Regions from separate parts of the Homo sapiens genome. Here all the other regions are linked to region 3. A link is an interaction called in ENCODE POLR2A ChIA-PET data of the cell type or tissue named here. Cell type or tissue: Panc1. All regions are shown on one strand. Region 1 has its middle 11 kb from the start of MAOB. Region 2 has its middle 58 kb from the start of MIR221. Region 3 overlaps MIR222HG (miR222/221 cluster host gene).

Region 1 (2,500 bases), 1.9 Mb after region 3:
ATTATTTATTTGCTCATTTATTAAACACATTAAGGATCCATTAAACACCACTGCCACTGTGCTAAGGTCTGGGGACTTAGGAAAAATCCCAAAAGACATAGTTCCTTGAGTAGCATATTGCCTGTTGGAGGAGTTCCACTTTTGTTAACACTTCGCCTTTTTTGTGCCCCATAATATAACATTTGATTATATTCTACTCCTTATTACTCTCAAATTGATTTCCATGTGTTGATTTCTCTTCCTGAACCAGAAATAAATATTTTTGGGAGACTGGGTTGCCAGAAAAAATACAGGACATCTACCTAAATTTGAATTTCAGAGAGACATTAAATAATTTTTTTAGTATGAGTATGTGGCAAATGTTGCATGGGAAAATATATCTTAAAATTTTATTCATTGATTATCTGAAATTCAAATTTAACTGGGCATCTATATTTTTATTTGTTCAATATGGCAACCCTCTTTAGGGCAAAGGCTCTCTAATATTTTCCCTACATCTCCAAGGACATGTGACACAGAACTGGATGTACAGTCAGTACCCAAATAAGCAATCAGTTGTCTTATTCCTTTAATGTAGGTAGAAAGTTATTCTTCCTCCAAAGATAGGGACAGTGACTATTTATATTAGCTGGTCCAAAGGTATGTAATTGTGGTTTCTTTTTTCTTTTCTTTTATTTCTTTTCTTTTCTTTTCTTTTTTGAGACGAAGTTTTGCTCTTGTCACCCAGGCTGGAGTTCAATGGCTTGATCTTGGCTCACTGCAAAGTCCGCCTCCCGGGTTCAAGCGATTCTCCTGCCTCAGCCTCCCGAGTAGCTGGGATTACAGGAGCCCCCCACCACAACTGGCTAATTTTTGTATTTTTAATAGAGACAGGATTTTGCCATGTTGGCCAGGCTGCTCCTGAACTCCTGACCTCAGGCGTTCGGCCCACCTCGGCCTCCCAAAGTGCTAGGATTACAGGTGTGAGTAATGGCACCTGGCCAATGGTTTTTTACCATTACTTTTAATGGCAAAAAACACAATTATGTTTGCACCAACCTAATACTAGTTCATATTCACATCATAGCTAAATCAACTGTGATCTAAAGTAAAGAACAGACTTCCAGGAAATGGTGGAGTTTAGGATATGACTCCTAAATATCACATTAGGAGAGGAGGCCGGTCCTACATTTGTTTTTGTTTTTGTTTTGTTTTGTTTTGTTTTGCGGAAGGATAGGGCAGATGAGTTGCCTTTTAGTTCCTTACATTCCAAACCTGAGTTTTACATAAGGCATTGGTATGTTGGTAACGTAGAGAAACAACTTGTTCTAACCTCAATTACTTAGATAATTAACCATGGAAATTATACCTCAAATAATATTTTTTTCACTGTAGCACTTTGCAATAAATGACCATTTTTCTAGTTCTACAGTGAATATTATGACTGAAAATTACTGGGATTTCCCTAAAATCTCAGCACTTGATGAAATGACTTCACTTGAACGCCAAGAAAGCAATTTTTGCAAAATAGCACCCAACCTGATTTCAGCAGGTCAATTTCTATTTGCAACACCAACTCTGAGTAGTGCTTTTTGGACCTTGAAAATGTTCTGCTACCTGGTATTTACCAGTAAATGTCCCACATATAGCAGAATACTATACAAACAGGAGCTACATCACATAAAATGTGACTTCACAATATTTGAGCTTTTTTATACTTGCTTTTCTTAGCCAGGAGTTCTGAGTTCTCATCTTGGCTGTACAAATGGGTGCTGTTGTTAACAGAAGGAAATTTTAGAGATGACATTACTTCCTGTTCCTATTTCGAGACCTCTGGGTATTCTATTCCCTCACTGTTTGAGCCTGCCTGCTGCTGACCTTGTTCTTTGCCTCCAAGGCTTTAGGTAGGCTGCTGGAGGGAGGTAACAGAGGGGTTGTACAAATGGCTCCAAAGATCTTTACCAGCTCTGTGACTCACATCACTAGTCCTCTAAAGATTAAAAGGTGTTAAATTTTCATGTGTCTTGAGGAGGTAGAAAGGTTTATTTGTATTTTTTTCCAGGGAATTTCCAGGTGGAGAAAAAATAAACTGAATGATTCACCAGAGTAAGAAAGATGCAAAAACTTTATTTTCTTTAGACTATAGCAAATCCTCTATTACTCAACCTAGTTGCACAAAGTTACCAACTGGTTACCAACTTTCAAATCATTTGAGCATAGTAAAATATGTTTAATAAAATTATAGTCAATACACTATTAAAACATTTTATTCTGAAAATTTTCATAAATTCATACAAGTAGAAAGAATAATATAATAAATCCCCCATGCACCTCTCACTCAGCTTCAACACCTGTCACTGTTTTGCCAGTTTTGTTTTATCTACTAGCCACCACTATTTTTTTTCCTAGAGTGCTTTACACCAAAACTCAAACACTGTGTCATTTCATCCTCTAATACTTAAGTATGCATCTCTATTTGACAAGGACATTTCTAATATAACCACCATGCTGTTATGACATA
Region 2 (2,500 bases), 66 kb after region 3:
TCTGCACCCTCCACACTCTTCCAACCTCTGCCTTACCCAGTTCCAAAGCTGCTTTCACATTTTAAGGTATCTTTATAACAAGACCCCACTCCTCAGTACCAACTTTCTGTGTTAGTCCATTGTGTAGCTATAAATAAATACCCAGGGCTAGGTAATTTATAAAGAAAATAAGTTTAATTGGCTCACTGTTCTGTAAGCTGTCCAGGAAGCATGGCACCAGCATCTGCTCAGGTTCTGGGGAGGACTCAGGGAGTTTTACTCATGTTGGAAGGCTAAGTTGGGGCAGGCACTTCGCATTGCAAAAACAGGAGCAAGAGCGAGAGAGTTGGTGGGAGGTGACACATTTTACAACCAGATCTCAAAGAATTCACACACTACATCAAGGAAAACACCAAGCCATGAGGTATCTGCCCACGTGACCAAAATCCCTCCCACTAGGCCCTACCTCCAACATTTGGGATTACAATTCAGCATGAGATATGGCCGAGACACAGATCCAAACCATATCATCAATTGCCCCAGTTATTCAACAGATCATGAGAAAAAGAAACAGATGGAGAAGAAAACTGTCAAGTAAGTGACTTCAGTTTTTTTAATGGGCAAGATTAAACTAGAATAAGTAAGTATGTACTCTTTGGAGACAAAACTACAAAGAAAAGCAAGTCAGGATAGTTATTTTCAGAGGAAGGAGGGGGCTAAGATTAGGGACAGGCACAAAAGAATAAAACACCTCAGAATACAGGTAACAAGGGAAGTGAAGGATCTCTTCAAGGAGAATTACAAAATGCTACTCAAAGAAATGAGAGATGACACAAACAAATGGAAAAACATCCCATGCTCATGGATAGGAAGAATCAATATCATAAAAATGACCATACTGTCCAAAGCAATTTATAGATTCAATGCAATTCCTATGAAACTACCATCGAGATTCTTCACATAACTAGAAAAAACTATTTCAAAATTTGTATGGAAACAAAGAAGAGCCTGAATAGCCCAAGCAATCCTAAGCAGAAAGAACAAAGCTGGAAACATCATGCTACTCGCCTTCAAATTATACTACAGGGTGAAAGTTACCAAAACAGCATGGTACTAGTACAAAAACAGACACATGGACCAATGGAACAGAATAGAGAACCCAGAGATAACCCCACACACTCACAACTCTCTGATCTTCAGAAAACCTGACAAAAACAAGCAATGGGAAAAGGATTCCCTATTCAGTAAATGGTGTTGGGATAAGTGGCTAGCCATATGCAGAAGATTGAAACTGGACCCCTTCTTTACACCATATACAAAAATTAACTCAAGATGGATTAAAGACTTAAATGTAAAACCCAAAACTGTAAAAATCCTGGAAGGCAACCAAGGCAATACCATCCTGGACAAAGGAACGGGCAAAGATTTCATGACAAAGACGCCAAAAACAATTGCAACAAAAGCAAAAATAGACAAATGGGAACTGATTAGACTAAAGAGCTTCTGTGCAGCAAAGGTGAGTATCAACAGAGTAAACAGACAACCTAAAGAATGGGAGAAAAAGTTTGCAAACAATGCATCTAACAAAGGTCTAATATCCAGCATCTATAAGGAACTTAAACAAATCTACAAGAAAACAAACAACCCCATAAAAAGTAGGCAAAGGACATGAACAGACACTTTTCAAAAGAGGACATACATGCAGCCAACAATCACATGATAAAAAGCTCAAGATCTCTGATCATTACAGAAATGCAAATCAAAACCACAATGAGATACCATCTCACACCAGTCAGAATGGCTATTATTAAAAAGTAAAAAAATAGCAGATGCTGGCGAGGTTGCAGATAAAAAGGAATGCTTATACACTGTTGGTGGGAGCATAAATTAGTTCAACCATTGTGGAAGACGGTGTGGCAATTCCGCAGAAACCTAAAAACAGAAATACCCTTTGACCCAGCAATCCCATTACTGAGTATCTACCCAAAGAAATGTAAATCATTCTATTATAAAGACACACGCACACATATGTTCATTGCAGCACTATTCAGAATAGCAAAGGCATGGAATCAACCTAAATGCCCATTAATGATAGACTGGATAAAGAAAATGTGGTACATGTACACCATGGAATACTATGCAGCCATTAAAAAGTACAGGATTATGTTCTTTGCAGGAACAGTGATGGAGCTGGAGACCTTAGCAAACTAACACAGGAACAGAAAAGAAAATACCGCATATTGTCGCTTATAAGTGGGAGCTAAATGATGAGAACACATAGACACATAGAGAGGAACAACACACACTGGGGTCAGTTGGAGAGTGGAGGGCTGGAAAAGGAAGAGGATCAGGAAAAATAACTAATGGGCACTAGGCTTAATACCTGGGTGATGAAATAATCTGTACTATAATCCTGCATGACTCAAGTTTACCTATATAACAAACGAGCACATGTACCCCTGCACTTAAAATAAAAGTTAAAAAAAGATTGAGGGCGAGGCCGGGCGCGGTGGCTCACGCA
Region 3 (2,500 bases):
TGGCAGCAAACTGAGACCCAGAGAAGCCAAGCTACTTGGCCAGGAATACAGAGCCCCCATCTTCTTGCTCAGAAATCACCATTCTAACTACTACACTTTGCTTCTTCCTCAAACTATTGTCATTGAGTGTTTGGCTAAGACTCTTCACTCACCAATTTGTCAGGTAGTTATTAGAGTTCCTTTTTAAAAATATGAGATGTTCAAGATGATAATTCCCTCTAATCCTCTGTTTCCCCGTTTCTAAATGGGTAATAACACAGCCACCAGCTTCCCAAGTTTGTGACCCTTACACGTGGAAGAGTCATGAAAAGTGGGCAACTCTGTGTACCCAGTGGGTGTTGATGTTACTGTGTGACTGCCCTCTTTGTTCCTGGGTTACTGATCACACAGTACTGAGTGGCTTTGCAAACCCAACAGGGAGACATAGCAGTTTAGTTAACATTAGTTGCCCTATAGCTTCCTTCAGAATTGGAAAGTTGCACAATAAGAAATCCTATGTACTGGATTATTTTAAATTCTTCTTTAAAGGACACTAAACCATCATTAGTTGGGTCCCAGAGACTCACCAAACAGAGCTTAGAGGCAGATACCATTGAGGTTTACTTAGCTAACAAGATTGACCCATGTCTGGCATCCTCCTTTTCTCCTTGGTTGTGTTGCCTGTACATCTCTCCTCCTTATTCTTCATCATTTTCGATGGCCTTCTCTCTTCACTAGCCCTCTAACACACTTTAGAAAATGTTTTGTTTTTTTTTTAAATAACTATTTGATGTATTGGCAAAATGAGCAGTTTTCCTGAGAGTTCTCTGTCTGTCCCGACTGGCACTTCTTTTTTTTTTTTTTTTTTTTCTTTTTTCATATATTGATTTCTTTTAAATTAAATTAAATTTTTTAAAATTTCTGTTGGTTTTGGGGGAACAGGTGGTGTTTGGTTACATGAGTAAGTTTTTCAGTGGTGATTTGTGAGATTTGGGTGTACCCATCACCCGAGCAGTATACACTGTACCCAATTTTTAGTTTTTTTTTTTTTTGAGACAAGTCTCACTCTGTCACCCAGGCAGGAGTGCAGGGGTGCAATCTCGGCTCACTGCAAGCTCCGCCTCCCGGGTTCATGCCATTCTCCTGCCTCAGCCTCCTGAGTAGCTGGGACTACAGGCACCCGCCACCACACTCGGCTAATTTTTTGTATTTTTAGTAGAGACGGGGTTTCACCGTGTTAACCAGGATGGTCTCGAGCTCCTGACCTTGTGATCCGCCCACCTTGTCCTCCCAAAGTGCTGGGATTACAGGCGTGAGCCACCACGCGCAGCCCCAATTTGTAGTATTTTATCCCTCACCCGCCTCCCACCCTTTCCCCGAAGTCTCCAAAGTCCATTGTATCATTCTGGCACCTCTAAAACCAGACATGATTTGTTTTCTTGACTTCGGCTTGAGAGTTCCAATTTCTAACTCTAATGGACTTTAATCTTAGAAAATCAGGGGATATAATCATATGGTAGTGCAAAGAGTATCAAATTTTGTCTAAGGATGACAATCAAAGGGAGCCCTATTTTTTTGTTTTGTTTTTCATCAAATCCTCGAATTTATTCCATCCCTAATTCCGTGGTCCTTCATGGCATTCATAGGGGCAGCTGTGAAGAAAAGTGGTAATGTACCTGACGACTCTCTCCTGTCGGTGTCAGGGTTGCATTTACTATTACTGATCCCAGTAATAGGATGAGTTTGATCTCTCAGCATGAAAAGAATGACCATATTAGGGATTTGTTTGTTCTCCAGACTACAGAAAGTTTGATAACCAGAGTAGGACTTACTGGAGAGATAATGTCAGAATGAATAGAGACTGTCTGTGAGAAATTTGAACGGGCTCAGTGCTGTTACCTACTAGCTAGAAATGGGAAGCAAGGGGATGAATGTGAGGTTGGGGGCATTGAGTCAAGAAGAAGATCAGGCAATTCTGGAGCTAGGTAAATTGGGATCATTCCTGGCTTGTCACATCTACGTGGGACATTTAGACTATCCACGGGCTGGATACCTTAGGAAAGTTCCTTCTGGCTCTGGGACTCACTGCTCTTTCAGCATTGCCAATTTACATCTAGTGTGTTCTTGTTAGAAGTGGAAGGCTCCTCTTCATTTTTGAGCTCCTTGCGCCCTGTCATTTTCTCTGTATGAGAGGGTTTTGCTATTCCTTTTTGAGTGAAAACGACTCCCATAGCATATTGCCATTCACACTCCACCAGGTCTCCCCTTCACACACACACACACACACACACACACACACACACACACACACACCATTCTCTTGTCCTCCCTGAGCCAGTCCTTTCAAGGTTATATCATCCTTTAGTGCCAAGTACCTCCCCTGACCTCTTTCTTCACTCATAGAAAGAGGAACCAGATTTCCCCTGTGTGACTGCCATCAATACAAACAGCAGTTTTGTTTCTGTTATTTCCCCTTTCAACCTAGTGATAAAGTTTGCTGCTGCTGCTCTCCCCACCCCGC

What was found. ChIA-PET counts read pairs that join two places held together with the same protein. Peaks named below come from ENCODE experiments on the same cell type or tissue, not always from the same donor. Only the 100,000 strongest peaks of a DNase experiment are listed, where the experiment ranks them.
Region 1: POLR2A ChIA-PET joins it to region 3 with 8 read pairs; 2 of 35 experiments call an interaction of 5 or more read pairs at or near these places.
Region 2: POLR2A ChIA-PET joins it to region 3 with 10 read pairs; 2 of 35 experiments call an interaction of 5 or more read pairs at or near these places.

Annotation. Positions count from the first base shown.
Region 1 is chrX:43,892,011-43,894,510 of GRCh38, reverse strand. No RefSeq gene overlaps it. Among named protein-coding and RNA genes, the nearest start is that of MAOB, 11 kb to the right of the region's middle. In Panc1, no CTCF peak of the experiment used is centred here; no DNase peak of the experiment used is centred here.
Region 2 is chrX:45,687,464-45,689,963 of GRCh38, reverse strand. No RefSeq gene overlaps it. Among named protein-coding and RNA genes, the nearest start is that of MIR221, 58 kb to the left of the region's middle. In Panc1, no CTCF peak of the experiment used is centred here; no DNase peak of the experiment used is centred here.
Region 3 is chrX:45,753,758-45,756,257 of GRCh38, reverse strand. MIR222HG (miR222/221 cluster host gene) reads left to right here. Exons shown (of 2, transcript NR_170290.1): 2 at 1-2,500. Among named protein-coding and RNA genes, the nearest start is that of MIR222, 7.9 kb to the right of the region's middle. In Panc1, no CTCF peak of the experiment used is centred here; no DNase peak of the experiment used is centred here; H3K27ac peaks cover 358 bases.